Linked DNA regions of Homo sapiens: all the other regions are linked to region 3. A link is a loop called in an ENCODE intact Hi-C map of the cell type or tissue named here. Cell type or tissue: gastrocnemius medialis. All regions are shown on one strand.

Evidence for each region. A loop is a pair of places that touch in the nucleus more often than their neighbours do. Peaks named below come from ENCODE experiments on the same cell type or tissue, not always from the same donor. Only the 100,000 strongest peaks of a DNase experiment are listed, where the experiment ranks them.
Region 1: it touches region 3 in a loop (7-fold over the local background); 9 of 110 quality-filtered maps call a loop at or near these places.
Region 2: it touches region 3 in a loop (10-fold over the local background); 30 of 110 quality-filtered maps call a loop at or near these places.
Region 4: a loop joins it to region 3, with 6 times the contacts of the local background. A loop is called at or near these places in 32 of 110 quality-filtered maps.
Region 5: a loop joins it to region 3, with 10 times the contacts of the local background. A loop is called at or near these places in 91 of 110 quality-filtered maps.

The regions. Positions count from the first base shown.
Region 1 is chr16:11,495,574-11,500,573 of GRCh38, forward strand. All of the region lies in intron 10 of LOC400499 (putative uncharacterized protein LOC400499), which reads right to left. Among named protein-coding and RNA genes, the nearest start is that of LITAF, 89 kb to the right of the region's middle. RefSeq lists enhancers at 1,773-1,822, 1,800-2,094, 2,586-3,134. In gastrocnemius medialis, a CTCF peak has its summit at 1,896; DNase peaks (open chromatin) are centred at 558, 1,087, 1,988, 2,658 and 1 weaker place; H3K27ac peaks cover 3,197 bases.
Region 2 is chr16:11,704,035-11,709,034 of GRCh38, forward strand. The region is part of intron 5 of TXNDC11 (thioredoxin domain containing 11); the gene reads right to left. Among named protein-coding and RNA genes, the nearest start is that of TXNDC11, 36 kb to the right of the region's middle. In gastrocnemius medialis, no CTCF peak of the experiment used is centred here; DNase peaks (open chromatin) are centred at 1,047 and 2,577; H3K4me3 peaks cover 804 bases; H3K27ac peaks cover 5,000 bases.
Region 3 is chr16:11,638,560-11,643,559 of GRCh38, forward strand. LOC124903643 (a long non-coding RNA gene) reads left to right here and starts at 1,903. Exons shown (of 2, transcript XR_007064986.1): 1 at 1,903-2,393; 2 at 2,746-2,988. It also overlaps a transcript of LITAF not described here. RefSeq lists enhancers at 1,974-2,268, 3,218-3,881. In gastrocnemius medialis, a CTCF peak has its summit at 2,997 (motif pointing left); DNase peaks (open chromatin) are centred at 1,882 and 2,882; H3K27ac peaks cover 2,606 bases.
Region 4 is chr16:11,712,210-11,717,209 of GRCh38, forward strand. All of the region lies in intron 5 of TXNDC11 (thioredoxin domain containing 11), which reads right to left. Among named protein-coding and RNA genes, the nearest start is that of TXNDC11, 28 kb to the right of the region's middle. In gastrocnemius medialis, a CTCF peak has its summit at 2,562 (motif pointing left); DNase peaks (open chromatin) are centred at 2,126 and 2,532; H3K27ac peaks cover 3,621 bases.
Region 5 is chr16:11,393,291-11,398,290 of GRCh38, forward strand. It overlaps LOC400499 (putative uncharacterized protein LOC400499), which reads right to left. Exons shown (of 67, transcript NM_001370704.1): 54 at 3,221-3,385; 55 at 101-269. It also overlaps a transcript of LOC105371082 not described here. Among named protein-coding and RNA genes, the nearest start is that of RMI2, 50 kb to the left of the region's middle. In gastrocnemius medialis, CTCF peaks have their summits at 3,106 (motif pointing right) and 3,317; a DNase peak (open chromatin) is centred at 3,151; H3K27ac peaks cover 1,091 bases.

The DNA.
Region 1 (5,000 bases), 140 kb before region 3:
TTCACCATGTTGGCCAGGCTGGTGGTGAACCCCTGACCTCAAGTGATCTGCCCGCCTCGGTCTCCCAAAGTGCTGGGATTACAGGCATGAGCCACCGTGCCTAGTCTAGACCAACAAATCTTAGTAAACAAACTGTGTTCACTACAAGCCAGACTGCTGATAACATGTCACACACGTTGCCTTTCTTATCATTCCCATTTTGCAGAGCAGGAAGCTGAGACACAGGAAGCTGAGACACAGAAAGGGTAAGGGACGTGCCTCAGGTAGCCCACAGCTATAGATAGAACTGAGACTTAACCCAGGAGAGGCTGGCTCCCAGGCCAGGCATGATACCAACACTCACGGCTTCTCAAAATGCAAATTCTGGGCTCACTCTAAAATCCAGCCCTGGGGCCCTGGCTGTGAACAGGGGCCTCTGTGCTAGACCCACGTCACTCCAGAACAGGGACTGCTTGGCAGCTGTGGAGAAATAAAATCTCTGCCTAGCTCTGTCCTTTTTTTTTTTTTCTCGAGATGGAGTCTTGCTCTTGTCACCCAGGCTGGAGTCCAGTGGCACAATCTCAGCTCACTGCAACCTCTGCCTCCTGAGATCAAGTGATTCTCCTGCCTCATCTTCCTGAGTAGCTGGGATTACAGATGTCTGCCACCACGCCTGGCTAATTTTTGTATTTTTAGTAGAGATGGGGTTTCACCATATTGGCCAGGCTGGTCTCGAACTCCTGACCTCAGGTGATCTGCCCACCTCAGCCTCCCAAAGTGCTGGGATTACAGGAGTGAGCCACCACGCCCGAGCTGCCCAGCTCTGTTCTTTCTCTGGATTCGTGACTCTTCACCAGATCTGTGTTACTACGCTAGGGTGTGAGCACACTGTGTGAAGGTGTGAACATAAGCATCTGTGTGTGTGCATATTGGTGTGTGCTGTAGAATCCTAGTGCTTGTGGGTGTGTACGTTCCCACTTGGGTGTGCAGGTGTCTCAGCGCACTCGAGTACCCTAGTATGCGTGTATTTCCTGGTGGATGCCTGTGCACACGTGTCCCCATGTGGGCATCTCGTGTGTCCCATTGGATGTGTGCATGTGCCCATGCGTCCAGGTGCGTGTGTGTGTACTGTGTGTCCCTTGTGTGCCCACGCACAGCCCAGTGTGTCTTGGTGTGCCTATGCATGTGTCCAGGTGTGGGTGGCTGTCTCCACACGTCCCACTGGGTGAGTGTCCTACTGTGTGTATGTGCATGTCCTGCCATGTCTTCACATGTGCATACACTGGGGTGTATATCTGCATCTCCAGGTACGTGAGTCTTGGCGTGTATGCCTCAATGTGTGTGTGTGTGTGTGTGTGTGTGTGTGTGTGTGTGTGTGTGTCTTGACAGGTCTATGGTGTGGGTGTGTGTCCGTGCATTTCCCCATGTGGGTGTCCTGGGAAAGCCTGCCTCAGTGTGAGCCTGCAACAGTGTGTGTAGGTCTGTGTGTGTACACGTGATCCAGCATGTGTGTGCATATCCCTGTGTGTTTGTGTGTCCCTGTGCCTTGGTGTGAGCCTGTGTCAGTGTACGTGCAGGTCTGTGCATGTACACATGATCCAGTGTGCGTGTGCACGTCCCAGTGCAATGGGTGCCTGCTTCAGTGTGTGTGGGTTGTGTCCCATGTGTGTACACGTGCGCTCAGGATGCATGCGTGTGGGTCTTGGCGTGTGCATCTCACTGCATATTTTCTTTGTGAAAGGACAGGGGTGTGTGGAGCCTGGAAAAAGCACATTCAATGTTTCCCTATATTTGAGCAAAGAAAACAAAGCTGTCTGTTTTCTTAATACAGAGCAGGGCAAGCGGGCTTGGCTGGGAGGGCAGGGGTTATAAAAAGACTAAGAAGCTCTCCGGCACATGGGAGGGGCCGCCTGCTGGAGGTTCCCGCCTCTGACTGCTTTGCCCAAGAAAGGCGGCGGGGGCACAGACAGGGCAGGCTCGGGCCTGTCCCAGACCAAAGCTGGAGCCAGAAGCCTGGTCACAGCCTGCAGGGCTGTGGGGCAGGCTGGTGCCACTTGGCTGGCAGAGAGCCCAGATCTGTGAGCCACTTCCGGTGGCCCTGCCAGGACAACTGGGCCAGCATGAGGCCTGGGTGCTGAGCAGTCCACACAGTAATGACCCAGTTGGTTCTGTGTATGGCTGCCCGGGGGATGAACCCAGAAGGGCCAGCCTTCCCTGTTTTCACAAAAACCAGAAACCACATCGCAAAGAGAAGAACAAACAATTTTGAAAGGGAAATAAATTTAAAAAAAAAATGGGAGGAGAAGAAAACAATCTTAATGCAAAAATCTCTAACGAAGGCTTACTTACACTTCAGTTAGAAGTCTGTTTAAAATACTCACTTTTTCATTTTTAAAGATGGAAAAATAAAATTACCCTCAAACCTGTGACCCTTATTAAGCTGATTTCACTTTTCCAACATGATTCTAAAGCTCAGTCATCATGCTCAAACCAACCCTCCCTGAAAAGCTAAGAAAACAGAACTGGGAGAAGACAAGCCAGGAAGCACTGGGACCTGGGGGAGATCAAACACCAGCTACAAAGCATCAAGAAGCCACACTTCACCAACATGAAGAACTTTTGTTCATTGAAAGACACCATTAAGAAGGCCGGGCGCAGTGACTCATGCCTGTAATCCCAGCACTTTGGGAGGCCGAAGCAGGCAAATCACATGAGCTCAGGAGTTCGAGATAAGCCTGGCCAACATGGTGAAATCCCATTTCTACTAAAAATACAAAAAAATTAGCCGGGCCTGGTGGTGTGCATCATAATCCCAGCTACTCAGGAGGCTGAGGCACGAGAATCACTTGAACCCGGGAGGTGGAGGTTGCAGTGAGCCGAGATTGCGCCACTGCACTCCAGCCTGGGCAACAGAGCGAGACTCCGTCTCAAAAAATAATAATGATTAAATAATTAAATAAATAAATAAAATTAATCCGAAATTAAAAGTTCATTAAAATACTCTCTCCCTGCTTGCCCCTCACTCCCCACTTCCCACCCCCCTCCTCTCCCCAGGCTTCACGAACCCGGTGCATTCCCAGAACCTGCCAGGGCTCATGCAGGGCCTTGCTGACTCGATGACAGAACAAGAAAATACAGCCCAGAGAGGCATGAGCTCTGGCCTGCACATGGAACATCACATGTGAGGCAGGTAGAGGAAGCTTCTGGGCTCCACAAGCCGATCGATGCCACCTGCTTGGCTCAGTGCTGTGTCCCAGACTAATGGCAACAGCCACTTCCCTCCGCACACACCATACAATTCACCTGGTCTGCAAGGTCATTCTACAAAATAGTCCCATTGTCCAGACGGGGAAAATTGAGGCCTGGGAAAGTAAAGTACCTTGCCCAAGGTCCTGCTGGTGAGGAATGGGGCTGGGATCTGAAATGAGGAAGTCCAGATGGGTTTGTGCTCTTAGTTACTGCACATGAATCGAACATATGTACAAATAAACGAGTGAAAGGAGGAAGGGGGGGAGGGGGGAAGGGAGGAAGAGGGGAGGGGGAAGGGAGAAAGGGGGCAAAGAGAGGAAGGGGGGAAGGGAGGCAGAGGGGAGGGGGGAAGGGAGGCAGAGGGGAGGGGGGAGGGAGGCAGAGGGGAGGGGGGAAGGGAGGCAGAGGGGAGGGGGGAAGGGAGGCAGAGGGGAGGGGGGAAGGGAGGCAGAGGGGAGGGGGGAAGGGAGGCAGAGGGGAGGGGGGAAGGGAGGCAGAGGGGAGGGGGGAAGGGAGGGAGAGGGGAGAGGGGGAAGGGAGGCAGAGGGGAATGGGGGAAGGGGAAGGAGACAGACATTTCCAGGGAGATGGGCTAAGCCCAGGGCAGGTCTTGGGTGGTTCTGGCATTCCTGGTGGCCAGCGTGCCACCTGCTAGGCTGTGAACTGTGGGTGATGCCTCTTGGGACCCAATCTGGGCCTGGCTCTGAGTCAGTGCCTGATTCTTGTCTGCTGAGCAGAGCCAACAACACAGTCTACCTGGAACAGCCCCACCTCAAACCCTGCGGTCAGGGGCCAGAAGGCAAGGGCTCCCTATATTCCACCTGGAGGGACAGCCAGGGCTGGACCAGCTCCAGGGGCTCTCAGATCCTGGTAGGGTCCATTCTACCAATGCAGGGGTCTCTGATGCCCCCAGGGACCCCAGCTGCCTGGCACCAGCTGTGTCTTCACTCCCGCTCCCTACCGATGCCATCTGACTTGGCACTCACTATTAGCCGGGACAAGATGGGGAGTGACAGGTGACACCCCCTTGCCCAGGAAAGTGAGGACACACCCCAAGGTCTCAGGTCAGAATTGAGGTGAAGGGCAGAGCAGCTGCAATCCCTTGGGCAAGCTGCCCTACCTCTTTGGGCCTCGGTTTTCTCACCTGCAAAATGGGGTTGATGAGAGCACCTACTTCATAGAGACACCTCAAGGGTTAAATGAGACCTCCACATATCGTAGAAATTATTGACCTCATCTCACACAGATTTCCTAATCTCCAGACTCATTAAATATGTGTGTTTATAAATATAATAGCTCTGATTTCAAGTGCTCAGATTTAGTGCCAGACACCAGGAGAACCACTTCACACACAGCATTTCATTCCTCACTATAAGACCAGGATAGAGGTACCACTGCCATCCTCCTTATAGAGACCAGAAAACAGTCGGGCGTGGTGGCTCACACCTGTAATCCCAGCACTGTGGGAGGCTGAGGTGGGTGGATCACTTGAGGTCAGGAGTTCGAGACCAGCCTGGCCAACATGGCGAAACCCCGTCTCTACTGAAAAAAATACAAAACTTAGCCAGGTGGGGTGGTGCATTCATGTAGTCCCAGCTACTTGGGAGGCTGAGGCAGAAGAATTGCTTGAACCCAGGAGGTGGAGGTTGCAGTGAGCTGAGATCGCACTGCTGCACTCCAGCTTGGGCGACAGAGCAAGACTCCGTCCTAAATAATAATAATAATAATAATAATAATCAGAAAAGAAGCTCAGGAAGGTTAAATCACTTGCC
Region 2 (5,000 bases), 65 kb after region 3:
TGAGCCGAGATTTTGCCATTGCACTCCAGCCTGGGTGACAAGAGTGAAACTCCGTCTCAAAAAAAATAAATGAAGTAAAGAAGTGCTCATAAAAGGATGGGGGTTTGTCCAAAGGACCCAGGAGCCAAGCTGAAGCCCTCCTAGTAGCCAAAGTTGGAACAATTTGAGCAACAAAATAAACAATGACAGTACACAGAATAAGATAAATACCCATGACTCCATAATAATATTAATGAGAACAGTCAGCTCTTCTTTAAGGGAGAATTCCACTAATAATGAAAAAAGAATGAAAGAAACAGAAAATAACCATTTGAACACCAGAGTAATTGTTGCAGGCAAGATCCACTGATGGAGGCTAAAATTCATGAGCAGAAGTTTGAGGATATATTTACATAGTGTCAAATGATCTTCCCCCAAGGTATTTATTTATTAATTACAAAGGAAGAGATAGTAACTTTTCAGTGGAGAAACACAGCAGACACTACTTTAACCAACTGATCAAAGTTAATGTCACCAGTAGGAGACACACTGACATCATATGAACCCCCTGATAAGAAGTGCTGAGAAGTACCTATTTCTATGGTATTGCTGTCAAAAGACATGACCTATTCCAGTCACAAGAAAACAGACAAAATTGAGCAATTTTCTACAAAATACCTGAGAAATATTCTTCAGAAGTGTCAAGGTTATAAAGGACAAGGAAAGACAGAGGATTTGTCATAGGTTGAAGGAAACTGAGAAAAAAACCAACACATTGCGATATGGGATCCCAGACTGGATCCTGAAACAAAAACAGACACTAGTGGAAACATGGAGACAATTCAAATGAGGTCTGCAGTTTAGTGAATAGGACCGAACCAATGTTAACTTCTTTTTCTTTCTTTTTTTTTTTTGAGACAGATTCTTGTTCTGTCGCCCAGGCTGGAGTACAGTGGTGCATCTCGGCTCACTGCAACCTTAAGTGATTCTCCTGCCTCAGCCTCCCGAGTAGCTGGGATTATAGGCATGCACCCCCATGTCCAGCTAATTTTTCTGTATTTTTAGTAGAGACAAGGTTTCACCATGTTGGCCAGGATGATCTCGAACTCCTAACCTCAAGTGATCCACCTGGCCTCAGCCTCCCAAAGTGCTGAGATTACAGGTGTGAGCCACCACACCCAACTCTAACATTGACTTCTTAGTTTGTACAAAACCACCTAACAATTGGTTATGTAAGATGTTAACAATGGGGGAAACTGGCTAAAGACAGGCAATTATGGAACTCTCTGTTTTATTTTTGCAACTTTTCTCTAAGTATAGAATTAGTTGAAGATTTTTAAAAACTTTGTTTAAAGGGCATGGCATATAAGTCCAGATCCCAAAGCTGTCAGAAGAAACAGACCAAAGAGAGGACGTGATTTAGTAGGACCAAAACACCACTCTCCAGAAGCAGCTGATCTTGGAGGACAGTCACAGTTAAAAGAAGAGAAGGAAAAGCAGCCAGTAAGGAAATTCATTTGATAGCCTGCCAAAGTCACCATCGTGATTTATTAGAGCAGAGAAATAAGAAGTGACAGCCTGACCCAAAAGTTAAAAGGGGCCATTCAAAAACCTGTTTAACTGCCTTAATAAGAATGGACAGTCTGCCCATACAGAACAAATTCTAACATGCTCAAACATATTATAATTTCAAAACTTTATTTTTCACACATAACAGAAATGTACAAAAAACACGCTTCTATTTAAGTTCTAGCATATGGTGGAAATCTTGCTAGAAGCAGCAGCTTAAATTTGCAGTCTCACGTGAACAAAGAATACTTAGATTAGCAGAGGAAGTTTATAGCGTAAAGATGACACAAAAAACCAGCATGTCACATCTCCTTATCCAGAGTGTTTTCTGATAAGCAGAGCTCCAGGGCTTTCTACGACAGAAGTCTTAGTCATTTATAAAATGAATTATTTTGTCCTAAAAGTAATGAATTTTCAATATTTTAATTAAGAACTTGGAATTTGTTGGACAATTAAAAATAAACTAAGACTCATACTCTCCCCTCCTCTACTCAAAAAGGTCTAAAAACTGCAGTATCCCATTCGATTAAAAAAAAAATTCTCCATTAGCCTGGTAATTGGCCAGTTCAAGATCTCTGTTAACCATACAGTGACAACTGGTGTCAATGATCACTGCAAGATGTAATGAAATCTTGAAGGAACATCTGGGTAAAGAATTAGTTACTAACCAGTTTCCACAGCTGCTCATGCAGGTGGCTAAGAAGGTCAAGGTGACCACAGCCAGCATGTCTCTTGGCGCCACTCACCCCTCAGGGAGGGAGGGTGCTCCTTGGCTGCTTGCTACAGAGGGTGCTGAGCCCTGGGCCCTGTGATCGTCGGCTACAAGGCTGTGCACACAGGCACCATCTAGACCCATCACAGCACATCTCCCATGGGCATGGGCTGGGGAACCAGCACTATTATGCTGATGCTAATATTGTTTGCTGTGCTTTGAGCAGAAATGGTCTTGTGCTTTGACTCATGAAATCTTGCCTACTTTTGGCAGGCAGGCAGGTTTACTCCTGGTCATCTCTTGTGAGTGTGGGATTCTTCTCTGCCCCTAACAGAATGTTCTTCTCTTGCTTCCCACACCCTCCCCAAGTATAGCTTTGGCTGCCCTTCTTGTGCCTCCCGTGCACCGCTGTCACCATTCACCTCATGACAGCTACCAAGGGTTCCTGAAAGACCTGAAACTCCATCTGGTTTCCACTCACATTCATCTGGCTCACTATCCTCTAGTTTGGATAAAAGCTTTTTGGTTTTGGACAACGTTTTAATATATGACTACAGCTGACCCTTGAACAACATGGGTTTGAACTGCGTGGGTCCACTTACATGCATATTTTTTTTAACGAAACACAGATCCAAAATACAGTATTTGCAGAATTTAAAACCCACCTATATGGAGAGCCAATTTTCATACAGGCAGGCTCTGAAGGGCCAACTGTGGGACTTGAGTATGCAAATTCTGGTATATTTGGGGATCCTAGAACTAATCCCCAATCTATACCAAGGGAAAACTGTATTTTAGTTTAGTATCATATGACTTAAATTTAATTTTAAATATTAAAATGTCAGTTTAGGGCTGGATGCGGTGGCTCACACCTGTAACCCCAGCACTTTGGGAGGCCAAGGTGGGTGGATCACCTGAGGTCAGGAGTTCGAGACCAGCCTGGCCAACCTGGTGAAACCCCATCTCTACTAAAAATTAGCCAGGCTTAGTGGCAGGCGCCTGTAGTCCCAGCTATTTGGGAGGCTGAGGCAGGAGAATCACTTAAATGTGGGAGGTGAAAAAAAAAAAAACTCCATGATTTTTATACTGATTATATGTTGAAATAATTTGGATACACTGGGTTAAATATTAATTTCACCTGTTTCTTTTATTTTTCCCAATTTTTTTTTTTAAAGACAGAGTCTCACTTTGTCACCCAGCCTGCAGTAAAGTGGCCCAATCTTGGCTCACTGCAACCGCCACCTCCCAGGTTCAAGCGATTCTCCTGCCTCAGCCTCCTGAGTAGCTAGGATTGCAGGCGTGCACCACCATGCCCAGCTAATTTTTATATTTTTAGTACAGACAGAGTTTCACCATGTTGGCCAGGCTGGTCTCGAACTCCTGACCTCAAGTGATCTGCCTGCCTCAGCCTCCCAAAGTGTTGGGATTACAGACCTGAGCCACCGCACCCAGCCTCACCTGCTTCTTTTTAATTTTTAGTGTAGCTACTAGAAAAGTTTAAATTAGGCTGGGTATGGTAGCTCACATCTATAATCTCAACAGTTTTGAGAGGCTGAGGCAGGAGGATCACTTGAGGCCAGGAGGTCAAGACCAGCCTGGGCAAGAGAGTGAGACCCTAGCTCTAAAAAAATTTTTAAAAATTCGCTGAGCGTGATGATGTAAGCCTATAGTCCTAGCTACTTGGGAGGCTGATGCAGGAGGAATGCTTGAGCCCAGGAGGTCAAGGCCGCAGTGAGCTATAATTGCACCACTGCACTCCAGCCTGGACAACAATATGAGATCCTGTCTCAAAAAACAAACTTAAAAAAAGAAAATTTTAAATTAGCTATGTGGTTCATATTGTATTTCCATTAGATTATGCCAGAGTGGTAATGATGAAAAAGCAAGATTCATTTATCTCAGGAAGACAATTAGCCTGAGATGATAAATCCAGCAGCCAGCAAGTCTTAATAATTGGCACTTATCTGGTAAGATCACATGAGACAATGTTTCTTGAATTTTTTTCATGAAAATCCATCCAACAGCAAAGAATAATTATCTTTAAGAACGTGTCCCCTTTTCTTCAAAAAGGAAAAAGTGGGGCTCTAGACCTATGACTCTAGCCTGAGCTTCTGAAATTAATTCTCTCTCAGAGGCCTATAGTAAATAGCACTTGGTGTACTACAAAGTACCCAAGGATACACTGAAAGAACAGAGAGAAACTCCAGGTCTGAACAATGTGGAATTCCTTACATTAGGGAAGGTCATCTGCTATCATGGAGACTTCTGCATGAGCTCATCTCTAAGGCATCATGGAACAAAATGGAATATCGGGTCAAGAAAAATGCTTATAAAGGTAACTGCTAACAAACCAACATATGCTTCAAAACAAAATACCACTGGATTAAGTCACATGGCATTTAATCATCATGGATAAGAAGTCATTTACTCCATGGGGAAATTCTTCTCATTTCTTTAAACTGAAAATAGTGGTATACCAAAAGGCAAACCTGTATCATAGTACCTTCCATCTGTTGGGAAACAATTCTCATTTTAGTCTGTTAATTTTAACTTCTACTTTCCCACTCTTCTTTCCAAAGTCAGAAAAAGGAGAAAAATAGGATTATTTTAAAAAGGGATTAAAACAACCCCTCTAATTTTAATATTTACATAGTGATTCACTTTTCAAGTTCTTCATAACCATTTCCTGGTGATGTTATATATTTCCAATAAAGTGTCCATTAAAATGAAAAAACCTTCG
Region 3 (5,000 bases):
GCGTGGTGGTGCATGTCTGTAATTCCAGCTACTCAGGAGGCTGAGGCAGGAGAATCATTTGAACCCAGGAGGTGGAGGTTGCAGTGAGCTGAGATCACGCCTCTGCACTCCAGCCTGGGCCGACAGAGCAAGACTCTGTCTCAAAAAAAAAAAAAAAAAAAAAAAAAAAAAAAAAAAAAAAACCCTGGAAATTTAGCATCTAACTTTAATTCCTAATGGAGCAATTCTCATGTTAATATTAGTAGATTTCCAATAGGAATCACAGGTATTTTTAATTCCACAATCTCATTTTAGATATACATAGCTGGCTACCTTTTTAACCTGTGTATTTTTTTTTTTGCATTGAAAAAATATTCTGGATAGTAAACTTTAGTTATTTAAACGCGTAACAAATTGTTCAAGGAAATGGGTACTGACGTCAACAACTTATTGTGAAATGCATCCAAAAAGTAAGATGTGTAGAGTGACGGATGCATGGGTGAATGGTTAGGTAGAGAGAGGGATAGAGGGATGGATGGATGGATGAGTAAACAAATGGGTAGAGGTTAGAGGGATGGTTAGAGGGAGACAGGAATGGATGCATAGATGGTCAGAGGTAGGGATGGATGGATGAATAAATGGATGGGTAGATGTATGGATGGGTAGATGGATGAATGGTTAGAGGGAGAGAGGGATGGATGGATAAATGGTTAGAGGGAGGAATGGATGGATGGATAAATGGATGGATGGGTGGTTAGAGGGTGGGAGGGATAGACGGGGCATGGATAGATGGGTAGACGAATGAATGATTAGTGGGGGGAAGAATAAATGGGTGAGTGGTGGATGCATGGGTGGATAGATGGGTGGATGGATGGTTAGAAGGAGGGAGGGATGGATGGGTGGGTGGGATGCATGGATGGGTGGGTGGATGGATGGATGGATGAATGGATGGATAGATGGATGGACAAATAGGACAAAATGTTATCTGGGTGATGTATACATAGGTATTCCCCGTATAGTTCTTTCAACTTTTCTTTATATTTGGACATTTTTACAATAAAACTTTGGAAGAAAGATTTTTAAAAAAAAAAAAGAAAAAAGAATGAAACAGAGAGAAAAGGACATCCAAAGTCTGGGCAAAGAAAAAAGATTCATCTTTAAAATAATCTTTTTAGGCCAGGTGCAGTGGCTCATGCCTGTAATCCCATCAATTTGGGAGGCCGAGGAGGGCGGATCACTTGAGGTCAGGAGTTCAAGACCAGCCTGGCCAACATGGTGAAACCCCATCTCTACTAAAAACACAAAAATTAGCCAGGGCCTCTGCCTCCTAAGCTCAAGAGATCCTACCCTCTCAGCCCCCCAAGTAGCTGGGAGTACAGGCGAGAGCCACCATGCCCGGATAATTTTTGTATGTTTCGCAGAGACATAGTTTCACTGTGTTACCCAGGCTGGTCTTGAACTCCTGGCTCAAGCAATCCACCTGCCTTAGCCTCCCAAAGTGCTGAGATTACACGTGTGAGCCACCGCACCCGGCCAACAATGTGTCGATGTGGATAACCTTGTTTGTTGACTGTCCTCTCAGTAGAAAGGGAGGTCCACTCTGCCAGGGCTGGGTCCTTATTAGGCATTCACGGCTGGATCCGCAGGGCTGAGCACTGCATCCAGCACATAGTAGCTGCTCAGCACATGTTCGTGGAGCGACTGAGTGTGTAAGTCAGTGAATGAACAAACGAATGAAGGGGTTCTCGCTCTGATACTTGTTCTGCAGCCTGGGAAACTGAAGCTCAGAGATGAAGTGACTTCACCGAGGTCACACGGACAGTGGGCGGCAGAACTGGAGCTACCTACGCAATTGGGATTATGAAATATTTCACAAGTGCCAAGAAGTGCACATGATGCAGGGCTCTAGAAGGCTTCCTCTTTGATTTGTCACAGTCCCTGCAGCAGAGAGGCAGCCCAAGGCTCTGCAAATCACTGCCACTTCATCACGGCTGCAGCCACCCTTGTGCAGGCCCCAGCTCGAGGTCTTCTCACTCGATGCTGGTATGGGGGTGATGATCATCCATCTGGCAGGTCACAAGGACAACCCTCGGGATGGGAAATCTGATCCTAATTGCTGAGTCACAGCTAAAGGGCAGAATGACGTCGTCTGTAACCATGGCATGCATTCCAAACTCAGCCCCAGCTTGGCTTCTCCTCAAGTTTGAGTGAGCCCCTGTCAGTCTACACCACCCCTCCTCATGTTCGGCTGTTTTCAAGCCGGCACACTGGCAAAGATGCTGCCAGGAAAGAAGGAAGCCAAGCCCAGGGAGAGGAGAGAGCTGGTTTGCTGTGGGTGGCCAGGAACAAGGTCCCGTGTGTGGAGGAGACAGAACACAGTCATGATATCAGGCCGGGAGCAGTGGCTGACTCCTGTAATCTCAGAATTTGGGGAGGCTGAGGTGGGAGGACGGCTCGAGCCCAGGAGTTCAAGACCAGCCTGGGAAACATAAGGAAACCCATCTCTATTTAAAAAAAAAAATCAGCCAAGCATGGTGGTGCATACCTGTAGTATCTGCCACATGGGAGGCTGGGGCAGGAGGGTTGCTTGAGCCCAGGAGGTCGAGGCTCCTGTGAGCCGTGATTATGCCATTGCACTCCAGCCTGGGCGACAGAGGGAGACCCTGTCTCCAAGAAAGAAAGAAAAAGAGAGGGGAGGGGAAGAGGGGAAGGGTAAAGGCCACATACTGGCATGTACAGCCTCCCCTGCCTGACCCCCATTCCCAGGAGCCCCTTTCAGAGAGTAAAGAGAGCTGGAACAAGGGAGCAATGCTGACGGAAGGACAGACAGACAGATGGACAGACTGCACTGGGGGCAGAAGGGCCCGCAGGCTCCAGACGAGCACGATCAGCAGGAGAAAGCAGGCCATGCGCAGGTGATGTGGGTGCCAGAAGCAACCCAGCAGATAGAGGAATTCCAATAACCGCACAGCACTCAAGTAAAATAAAAACACCGTGACTTCGCAGCAAGCCAGTATGGCCCCCTAGAGGCCAAGGGCAGAATTTTATTTTTATCTATCTATCTCTCTGTCTATCTCTCTATCTGTCTGTCTATCTATCTATTTTCGAGACAGAATCTCCCTTTGTCGCCCAGGATGGAGTGCAGTGATGTGATCTCGGCTCACTGCAACCTCCGCCTCCAGGCTTCAAGTGATTCCCCTGCCTCAGCCTCCCAGGTAGCTGGAATTATAGGTGCGAGCCATCGCAGCCAGTTAATTTTTGTATTTTTAGTAGAGACGGGGTTTCACCATGTTGGCCAGGCTGGTCTCTTAACTCCTGCCCTTGGCCTCCCAAAGTGCTGGGATTACAGGCATGAGCCACCGCGCTGAGCCTGTTGAGGCAAAGCATAACCCCAGATCCTCCTAGCCAATGGACCCCTCGCTTCTGAAACAGTTCCGGTGGTCAAGTTCTGGGCATGTCCTGGACTTCTTGGTTTTGCGCGGAGGAATCACTAGTTCTGGGTGTTGATAGACATCAAAGCTTTTCCAACTGTGCATGTCTGGGATACCTGACTTGCTGTGTTGGCTCAGTTATATCTGCCAGGTAACTTGACCTTCTGTTATCAACAGAGTAGGTCCAGTTTGGGCTGGTCTTGCAGTTGTGTTTTCTTGAGGAACGGTTTGGGCTCAACCTGTCTTTCCAATCAGCTGAAACTGGAGCATCCCTCAGCCTCAGTTTCCCCAATATCCTGAACTCTGCTCCCTACATCGTGCACAAAGGCCAGATTTCTTATGAAACCATGTGGTGCAGGGTTAGAAAGAGACAGCCCTGGCCGAGCATGGTGGCTCATACCTGTAATCCCAGCACTTTGGGAGGCTGAGGCAGGCAGATCACCTGAGGTCAGGAGTTCGAGACCAGCCTGGCCAACATAGCGAAAGCCCGTCTCTACTAAAAATGCCAAAAAAATTAGCCAGGCATGGTGGCCCATGCCTGTAATCCCAGGAGGCTGAGGCAGGAGAATCTCTTGAACCCAGGAGGCGGAGGCTGCAGTGAGCCAAGATCCCAGCACTGCACTCCAGCCTGGCCAACAGAGGGAGACTCTGTCTCAAAAAAAAAAAAAAAAAAAAGACAAAAAAGAAAGAGACAGCCCTTCTGTGCCCCCTGCCTGGGCAAATGACACCTCCACCCACATAGGCTCAAAGCTGGGGAGCAAGATATCCTCCTTACCACTGCCCTCTCCCACCCCCCACCTTTCCCAAACCCTCACAGGGCACAGCACAGACTACTCTGCACCCCAATATCCACTCTCCCCTTCTTCCAAAGCAATAGGACTTCCAATACGTAGCTGGGCACAGCTACCCAGAAATAAGACCACATTTCCCAGCCTCCCTTGTATATAGGTGTGGCCAAGGGGTTAAATTCTAGCCAATAGGATGTGTGCAAAAGTGAACTGCGCAGGTCCCTGCATGTGTCTCTAAGGGAAAGGGCAGGTCTACCTCCATCATTAGCTTCCCTTCTCCTTTCCCCTTCCTGGCAGTTGGAGTGTAGGAGAGGGTGACCATCCGATTTGGACAATAAGAGCAAAGACAATCGTTTAGGGAAAATGGAGCAACAAGGTAGGAGGAGCCTGGGTCCCTGATGCCTTGGAATAGCCAAACCAGAGCTGCGACACTTACTTACACCAGGACTGACTCTATGTTAAAGGGAAACAGAGGCCGGGTGTGGTGGCTTACGCCTGTAATCCCAGCACTCTGGGAGGCCGAGGCAGGCAGATCACTTGAGGCTAGGAGTTCGAGACCAGCCTGGCCAACATGGCAAAATCCTATCTCTACAAAAAATACAAAAATTAGCCGGGCGTGGTTGTGGGCGCCTATAGTCTCAGCTACTCAGGAGGGTGATGTAGGAGAATCATTTGAGCCCAGGAGACTGAGGCTGCAGTGAGCTGTGATTGCACCACTGCACTCCAGGCTGGGCAACATAGCAAGAAACTGTCTCAAAAAAAAAAAAAAAAAAAAAAAAGGAAACAATCGTTTGTTGTTTAA
Region 4 (5,000 bases), 74 kb after region 3:
CCTGGGATCGAGGGATCAAAATCTCTCTAAATGAACACTAAATTTGGCTCTGAGCTTCCTGAAGCCAAGGCACAAGTGGACACACCTGTTGCTTTCCCCAGCCCCATCAACCTTCCACTCTGCATGCGGTTTCTTCCATACTTAGCTGCAGGCTAAGCCTCCCACCCCCCAGCACCCATCTCCACTGAGCCATCTTCCCGTCTCCACCTAAGGAAGGCTGTCACAGACCCATCACTAAATTCTCATTGTGAGCAACCCTACTTCTTGGCCACACTGGCTGGTGGCTCCTGCTGATGGCAGGAAATGAGATACATTCATCATTATAGCTATATCACATACCAGATCCTCAAATGGTTGTTGAATTATTTAATAAGAAATCGTACTTCTGATTCTAACCTCACGTGCTGAGAGGATCTTTTTTGGCCTTAGTTCTTATTTATAAGACTTAAGAAATAAGTCATTGTGGGGCACAGTGGCTCACCCCTTTAACCACAGCACTTCTGGAGGCTGAGGTGGCTGGACTGCTTGAACCCAGGAGTTCAAGATCAGCCAGGGTAACGTGGTGAAACTACATCTCTACAAAAAAAATAGAAAAATTTGGCCAGGAGTGGTGGACGCCTGTAATCCCGGCACTTTGGAAGGCTGAGGTGGTTGGATCACCTGAGGTCGGGAGTTCAAGACCAGCCTGACCAACATGGAGAAACCCCATTTCCACTTAAAACACACACACACACACACACACACACACAGAAATCAGTTGGGCATGGTGGTGCATGCCTGTAAATCCCAGCTACTTGGGAGGCAGGAGAATCGCTTGAACCCAGGAGGCGGAGGTTGCGGTGAGTCAAGATCGTGCCATTGCACTCCAGCCTGGGCAACAAGAGTGAAACTCTGTCTCAGGAAAAAAAAAAAAAAAAAAAATTGCCAGGTTGCCAGGCGTGGTGGTGCATGCCTGTAGTCCCAGCTCCTTGGGGGGCTGAGGTAGGAGGATCACCTGAGCCTGGGGAGGTTGAGGCTGCAGTGAGCCATGATTGTGCACTCCAGCCTGGGCACAGAGTGAGACTCTGTCTCAAAAAAAAAAAAAAAGAAAAGAAATCATAATGGAAATAAAAGCATCTCTCACAAAATATACAAGGATTCCTTTGCTAAAATAATGTCAACTGAATTAAACAGTCAGTTTTAGGTGTGGGGACATAAAGTATGGAATTTTTTTTCCTTTTTTTTGAGACAGAGTTTTGCTCTTGTTGCCTAGGCTGGAGTGCAATGGCATGATTTTGGCTCACTGCAACCTCCACCTCCCAGGTTCAAGAGATTCTCCTGTCTCAGCCTCCCAAGCAGCTAGGATTACAGTCATGTGCCACCATGCCTGCCTATTTTTGTATTTTTAGTAAACACCGGGTTTCTCCGTGTTGGTCAGACTGGTCTAAAACCCCTTACCTCAGGTGATCCATGCGCCTTGGCCTCCCAAAGTGCTGGGATTACAGGTATGAGCCACAGCGCCCGGCCCAAAGTATGGAATTTTTAATATGTTTATTTTAATCTATATTAGTCAGTACCCAGAAGGGTCTCAATGCAGGCAGATAGTTAGAAAAAGGTCTCCCCCATGAGTGAGTATAGTGACAACAAATGAAATTACCCAAGAAAAAAAAACGATCCTAGAACCCATGCCATTTGCCGAGAACTGTTAAACTCAATGTCTGGTCCAAAGACCCAAGAGTTAGGTCCAAAAACCTGAGAAAATAAAGCAATCTCCAAGCCATCCTTGCTTGTCAGTCCCTTGTTTTTTCAATGCCTTTTAAAATGTCCCATACTGAGCAAGAAAACCCTATCCTTCAGATTTTTTTTTTTTGAGACAAGGTCTCACTTTCGTCACCCAGGCCAGAAAGCAGTGGCATGATCTCAGCTCACTGCAGCCCTGACTTCCTAGGTTCAAACCATCCTCCCACCTCAGCCCCTAAGTAGCTGCAACTACAGGCTAATTTTTAGTATTTTTTGTAGAGACGGGGTTTCGCCACATTGCGAAAGGTTGGTCTCAAACTCCTGAGCTCAAGAGATCCACCTGCCTCAGTCTCGCAAAGTGCTAGGATTACAGGCGTGAGCCACCGTGCCCCGCCAAGATCTTTTGATGCTGTATAAAATCTCACCATCTGGCCGCGCTCGTTGGCTCACGCCTGTAACTCCAGCACTTTGGGAGGCCGAGGTGGGCGGATCACGAGGTCGGGGATCAAGACGATGCTGGCGAAAACGGTGAAACCCCGTCTCTACTAAAAAATACAAAACATTAGCCGGGCGTGGTGGCGGGCGCCTGTAGTCCCAGCTACTCGGGAAGCTGAGGCAGGAAAATGGCGTGAACCCGGGAGGCGGAGGTTGCAGTGAGCCGAGATCGCGCGGCTGCACTCCAGCCTGGGCGACAAAGCAAGACTCCGTCTCAAAAAAAAAAAAAATTTCCAATCTGACAGAACAATACTCCAGAAAAGCTTTCTTCGCTTGGAGGAGGGCACTTTTTATGCGTACCGACTCAGTTCTACAAGCAAATCTCGGCAGCATCAGACGCCACCTGGTGGAGTACAGGGACACTACGCTGGAATCAAAGTTCTTCCTCCATTTAATACCTTTCCTCTAAAACACTATTTCCCAAAGGGAGTTCCTTAGAAAACTAATGCTACTAATGCTACAAGGTTTCCTCATCAACTGAGTTTAGGAATTCCCAAAGGTGGTAGAAGGGAGTGGAAACAATATTTTGGTTAATAGTTTAGTGTGGCCGGGCGTGGTGGCTCACGCCTGTAATCCCAGCACTTTGGGAGGCCAAAGCGGGAGGATTGCCTGAGCTCAGGAGTTCCAGACCAGCCTGGGCAACACAGTGAAACCCCGTCTCTACTAAAATACACAAAAATCAGCCAGGCCTAGTGGCGTGTGCCTGTAGTCCCAGCTACTCGAGAAGCTGAGGCAGGAGAATTGCTTGAACCCGGGAGGCGGAGGTTGCAGTGAGCAGAGAACGGATGTCTCAAAAACAAAACAAAACAAAACAAAACAAAAAAATAGTTTAGTGTATTTCCAAGATGGTATTTAGGTACCATGTGAATTTCAATTTGATCTCTACAAAAAAAAATTGTTGTAACTTGCTGGTGTGTTGGTGCACACCTGTAGTTCTAGCTACTCAGAAGGCTGAGGCAGAATCTGATTGCTTGAGCCCATGAGTTCAAGGTTACCACTGCGTTCCAGCCTGGGCAACAAAGTGAGACCCTGTCACGGCAAAAAAAAAAAAAAAAAGAATGAACCAGGCAGGGAAATTCCTACACTATGGTCTATTGAGCCTGAAGGGCCAGGCACAAGAAGTGGAGAAGGTAGTGAGAGGGGATCCAAAGTGACATTTAAAATCCCGTAGCTAAAATCTTTCTCACGCGTCCTTTACCAGTCATACATTCACCAAGCACGGTGTGGAGCTGTAGGAGCAACAAAACAAAACCCTGCCATCAAGGTCCTCAGTAAATATTATCTGAAAAATTAGCTCCTATTCTGGTGGCAGAGAGATTCAGTCCATTGGACAGGGAGAAAACCATGCGTTACAAATAGAAGCAGGTAGGAGGTGCACGGGAAAGGGGAAGAGAAAGACTGGGCCTGCTGGTCAGTCAATGACATCATTTCTTGTGTGGATTTTTTCACTAGAATAGGTAAAATACTTATCTGAGGTGCTTTCAACCAGATGGCTTAGTTTCTAATTAAGGTATAAAGACTATTATTTTACTTGCACGCAAAGTATTTCTTTACTCGCTTTATTACTTTACTCACACACAAAGTATTTCATGATTTGACCTTATAAAATAAGGATTTATATACTTACCTCTACCCTCCCCAAATTTAAAGATAAACAAACACAAACACAGAAAGGTTAAATATTTTGTTCCAAGTTTACAGACCTCACCAGGAGCAGACAAAGGGTAAGGACCAGGCATTGCTGCCTCCCAGCCCACTGCTTTTCTCCCTAGACTGCACTGCAAGTCCTTTTGTAGATCAGATGAAAAATGGGGTCAAAATTTGCTGCAAATCTTCTCTTTTAAAAAAGCCACTGAATTATAGCAGAGTATGACAAAATGTTACCAGAACACATTTTTACAGCAAATAATGAAATAATCATCAGATTTTTAAAAATCAAGCAAGCAACTTCAGAATATGACCCCTCTACCAAATTTTCTTTTGGCAATAAAGTAGCCTCTCTGCCAAGATCAAATGTAAAAATGTTACAAGAGGAACAGGCTTTGCAGTCCTGGAGGAGTAAAGTACAAGAGAGCTGATTTCCTCCAGGCTTTTGAAACATATACAAAGATTGCCAGCCCACAATTAATCATCTAGCACTGTGAAATGATTAAACATTAATGAGAGATATGTAAGACCTACTATAAAAAATTAAAAGGAAGTTTTGAATAAATGAATAATCATGCTGTGCACCTAGAAAGGAAAGCTAAATGTTATGAACATGTCAATTATCTTCAAGTCAATTTATATATTTAACATAATTTCAACAAAATTCCAGCCAAAGGCACGGATGGACATAAAAGAATATTCCACAAAACACAAGAACTACAAGAAGTCCAGACTTGACCAAGTAATAACAATTTACAAAGTAAGAACTTAGATTATGTTTACTCAGACAAAAATAGGTATCCAGACCAAAAGAAATCACAGAAATAGACCCAAATCCATGGAAAAATATGTTCTGTAGTTAAAGCAGGCATCATCAAGATTAGAAAGAAAGGAAACATCATTTTATAAATGAGAGAGGGAAAAATCAACTGTGCTCTATATTTTAAGCCAAAGTAAAGCCAGGGAGCATAAAGTGCTAAATAATTTTTAAATTTAAAAAAGAAGAAAATAAACTAATATAGTCATCAGATTTTCAGGAAAAAAAAAAAAAAAGCAAGAAAAACTAACCAGAAGGCCAGGCGCAGTGGCTTATGCCTGTAATCCCAGCACTTTAGGAGGCCGAGGCAGGTGGATCACTT
Region 5 (5,000 bases), 250 kb before region 3:
GCCCCGACTTCTGAAATCTTAACGCCCAGACCCCCGTCCTTTCTTGAGCCAACAGGGGCCGTGGCCCAGCTAGCTGAGCTGGGACCCAGCTGCCACTCACCCTCCTCATGGGCCACAGAGGCCTGCAGACAGCTTGGGGCCCGGAACACAGACAGCCTCACTTTCTCCTCTCTGTTGTCCACGCTTCCCTCCAACCGGACCAGGCTTTGAGAAGTCGAGGTGGAGACACGGCCCAGTAGGCCAACCCGCTGAGCCTTGGAGCCACGAAGCTGGGAGGGGGAAGGCAGAGGCCTGAGTGGAGCCTGGCCCACCTGTCCCTGGTCTCTCCCCTGCCCGCCCCAGGCTCAGGAAGAGGCTGGCTGGGGAGGCTGCTGTTGGACCTGTAGGGAACCAAGGGAAGGCACAATGCCCACGCCCGATCTCCAGGGCACCAGGTTCCCCACGCCATATCCCTGTCTAAGGCTGCCAGTGCCCCATTACAGAAAGCACTTTTGAAAATACTCCGGGCCAGGATCAAGGGCTCACTCCTATAATCCCAGCACTTCAGGAGGCCAAGACGGGTGGATCGCTTGAGCCCAGGAGTTTCAGACTAGCCTGGACCACATGGCAAAAACCCTGTCTCTACCAAAAATACAAAACTTAGCCAGTCTCATGACAAATACTTTTTTTAATTTTTAAAAATACCCATCTAGGAGCCCAACCCAGCAGCAGCCGCCCACAGGGTGGCTTAGAGATGGCTGCTGCCCAGGCCCCACCCAGACACTCTGATTTAATTGGTGTTGGGGGCCCCGGGCCCTGGCATTTCTAACATCCCCAGTGCCCTGGTGTTTCTGCTACAGCCCAGGCTTTCCGAGTTTGCATGGGAACCACTGCAAAGGTCTAAGCAAGGAGACACGGGCACACCTGGCATAACACCCCAGGCACTGGGCAGCTTACCTAAGTCCCTGCAGGTGCCCAGCCTTGGGGGCACGGCAGGGACCAGGACAGGCGAGTCTAGAATGGGGTGGGAAAGAGGCTCAGAGGCCCCCAAGAGAACACAAGCCCGGAGGAGGCCCTGCAGGGGAGGGAGCCTCAGCTACCCTGTATTCTAGTCCAGACACTGCAGCTAACAAGCTGTGCACCCTTCAGTAAGGGTGTCACCCTCTCTGGGCCTCAGCTCCAAGATCTGTAAAATGATACAGAACAATGGTTCACAAAACTTAACAGGACTTAAGAGTGTGTGTGCGCGTGCACGTATGTCTGTTAAGGGTTGAATTTTGTTCCTCAGATAGGTTGAAGCCCTAACCTTCTATACCTGTGAACGTGGTGTTATTCGGAAATAGGTTTTTTGCAAAAGTAATCAAGTTGAGGCCATAGTGGATGAAGGTAGGCCACACACCCAATGAATGCTGTCCCTGTGAGAAGACCATGTGAAGATGCCACCCAGAAGGCAGAAGGCCACCACGTGGGACAGAGGCAGAGACTGGTGTGATGCCACCACAGCCGTGGGTCCTGGCAACCACCAGAAGCTGGAGGTGCTACAGAAGGATCTTCCCTAGGACTTTGAGAGGGAGTGTGGCCCTGCTGACAACTTGCTTTTGGACTTCTGGCCTCTAGAACTGTGACACCATACCTGTCTGTTGCATTAAGCCTTCCAGTTGGTGGCAATTTAATACAGTAGTCCTAGGAATCGAATGCAGGGTGCTTACTAAACATGCAGAAGCATGTCGATCTCTGAGGAGATCCAAGTTGGTAATAGGGCTACAGCCCAGGACTCCTGTGGAATTTAACCAAGCACAATGTGATCTTGCCAGGCAGGTGGGGGCAGGGGACGGTCTGCAGACCACACGGAGTTGGCCCTGGATGGCTCCCAGCATCTGAGCTCAGCCCCGCTGGGTGTCACTGAAGAGCAAGGGCCATGCCTGCCTCTGTGTAGCCTGGGTGAATGCCTGACCTCCCTGAATCTGTCCCTCATCTGTCCTGGGGCCACTGGGTTGGGGTGAGCAAGAAACAAGGCTGGGAAAGCCTTCTGACCACTCCACAGACCCCAGAATGGACCAAGTGAGAATAGCTGTCCCAAATAAATCGGGGATAGGGAAGCAAGAGGACCAGCCTCTTGCCGAGCATCCGCCATGGGTTCACTCCCAGGGCTCCAGTTCCATCAGGCACGGGGCTTACAGAGCCGGGGGCAGGCAGGGGCCTGGCTGGAAACGGGGAAGTGACAGTCAGTCCCGGAGAACAAGAACCTTGGAAGGAGAAACTCCTTTGAAATGGCCACGGCTGCTGAACTCTCAACCCAGAAATGCCATCCTCATTCAGCTCGGATGCCGGGAAGGGAGGGAACTCCCCTCTCACAAGCACCTGCTACATGCAGATGTTGTACAAATGTGTTTGCTCCTAACCATTCTGCAAGGGAGATGGTATTTGTTCCCATTTGACAGAGGGGAAGACTGAGGCTCAGCAAACGAAAGTCACGAGGCCAAGTTCACCTGGCCAGGGAGACAGAGGAGGTGGATGGAAACGCCGAGAGAGCACCTGCTACGTCACGTGCCTTGGCTACGCAGGCAGCGGGAACCGGTATCCAGACTCCCAAAAACCACCCTGTGAAATATCTGATCCCCTCCTACAGATGAGGAAACACATGCTCAGAGAGGTTCCTTCCTGGGATCACCTGGCCAGGTCAGGGCAGAGTAGGTATTGGAGGCCAACTCTGCCCCTTCCTACTTCCCAGGGCTGCTGGGAGTAAGGAGGGGGAGGAGATGGTACCAGTAATGGCTAATAGCAAATACTTACGTAGTGGCTGTTTTCTCTCAGGCACTGCTCTAAGCGATCTATGCCTACGACTATATTTAACCCTTGCAATATTAACCCCATGGGAGATAGGGCCAGTACAATTATACCCATTTTACAGGGGAGGAAACTCAGGTACCAGGAGGCAGCTAGGCTGGGATTCAAACTTGGGCAGCCCAGCCACTGCCTCTCTGTTATAGGAAGGGCCGGGTGTTGGGACTGTGGAGGAGCTGCCTTGTCTTGGCGCCAGGGCCAGGCCTGGGGTTCAGCAGGCGTTCCCCCGACCCAGAATGAAGCTCTGGCCCCATCCAGAATGCTGGTTTGCAGTTCCTCAGATAGCCACTAGATGGCGGGGCCGCCCAGGCAGTTGGGGGCCTGCTGGCCAGGGAGGAACCGCAGGGATGCCGGGATATCTTTCCCAGGGACTGTCAGCCCCATCCTGGCCACTGACCTCCAGTGCCCCGGAGAAGTCAGCTGAACGAGGCCTGCTGTGGTTTTGGAGGGTCAGGCTGAGATGCAGGCCGTGGTCTGGGTCTGGTGCAAGGCCCAGGTGGCAGCGGGAACGCAGCAGGAGTCCACCCTGGCCCAGGGTGTGCTCCCCGACGACCAAGAGGGCCTGGGACGAGAGAGTCTAGGTGTCAGGCAGGCACAGGGGTGGCAGCTTCCTCTCTCCCCAGTCCCCTGCACCGAGAATGCAGCAGCAGCTGCCACCTCCCAGCCTCCACACCTGTCGCAGCTCACAGCTGACCTCTAAGAAACGCAAATCAGATGCCGTCCCCTAAGAAGCTGGGCTCTGGCATGGCCCGTGGCCTGCTTTGTTGTCCCAACCTCACTTCCCTTGCTCCCTCCGTAAGTGCTGCCCCGTGTTCCTCAAGGCAGAGTTGTGCCTTAGGCCCCTTCCCTCTGCAGGGCTCACACTCACCAGTGAGGCCCCTTTTTGCAACACCCTGGCCCCTCTCTGCTTCATTCCTGCACAACGTTTACTACACCCTGACCATAGACCATGCATCTCTAGTTTGTTGTATCGTCCTGGCCCCACTGGAATGCGCCACCCAGGAGGCCGGCACCTAGGCTGTGTCTTTCACATCCACTCCCTGCACCTAGAACACAGCCTGGCATAGGTGAAACACACAAATGTTTTCTGAATGAACAGAGGAAAAGATAAGGGGTGGGAAACTATGGTTTGGGGCCGAATCTGGCTCACTGCCCACTCTTGTAAATGCTTTTTATTTTGAGACAGAGTTATGCTCTGTCGCCAGGCTGGAGTACAATGGCACGATCTCAGCTCACTGCAACCTCCGCCTCCCAGGTTCAAGCGATTCTCCTACCTCAGCCTCCTGAGTAGCTAGGACTACAGGCACGTGCCACCGTGCCCAGCTCATTTTTTCTATTTTTAGTAGAGAAGAGGTTTCACCATGTTAGCCAGGATGGTCTCGATCTCCTGACCTCGTGATCTGCCTGCATCGGCCTCCCAAAGTGGTGGGATTACAGGCGTGAGCCACCGCACCCGGCTTGTAAATACTTTTACTGGAATACAGCCGTAAGGATTCATTTACATATTGTCTATAGCTGCTTTCACAAGACAGTGGTAAAGTTGGTTGTTGGAACAGAGACTGGATGGTTCATAAAGCCTAAAATATATGCTATCTGTCTCTTTACAGAAGAGTATGAGTCCTTGGGATGGAGGGAGGGAGGGATGGAGGGAGGGAGGGATGGAGGGAGGGAGGGAGGGAGGGAGGGATGGACGGACGGATGAATGGATGCAAGGGAGGAACGGTTGGAGGATGAATGGATGGAGAGAGAGGGTACATGGGAGGGCAGATATACGGGGATGGATGGAAGATAGGAAGGAGGATGGAAGGATGCGTAAAGGAATGGATGGATGGGTTGGTGGATGGAAGAACCAATCAACCAGCTACCAACCCCAGGAGGGGAAAGGGGTTGAGGAAAAGGAGTCCTAACACCTCTCCTCTGGGGTAATGATGACTACAGCAGCTCTAACTCATGTGCCCGGCACCAAGGCTGAGCATTCCCGCATCATGTCTCTCTTAAGTCTCACCATCACTCTACGTCCTGGAACCTGCTGCTCCTTCCTCAGATGAAACACCAGAGGCTCAGAGAGGAGATGTGCACTGCCCAGTCACCCAGCAGGCAAATGGCAGAGCCACGATGGTGGCGTCTGGCTGCCTCGCTCACACCCCTGCATTCTGCGGGCACCACCCTCACTGCTG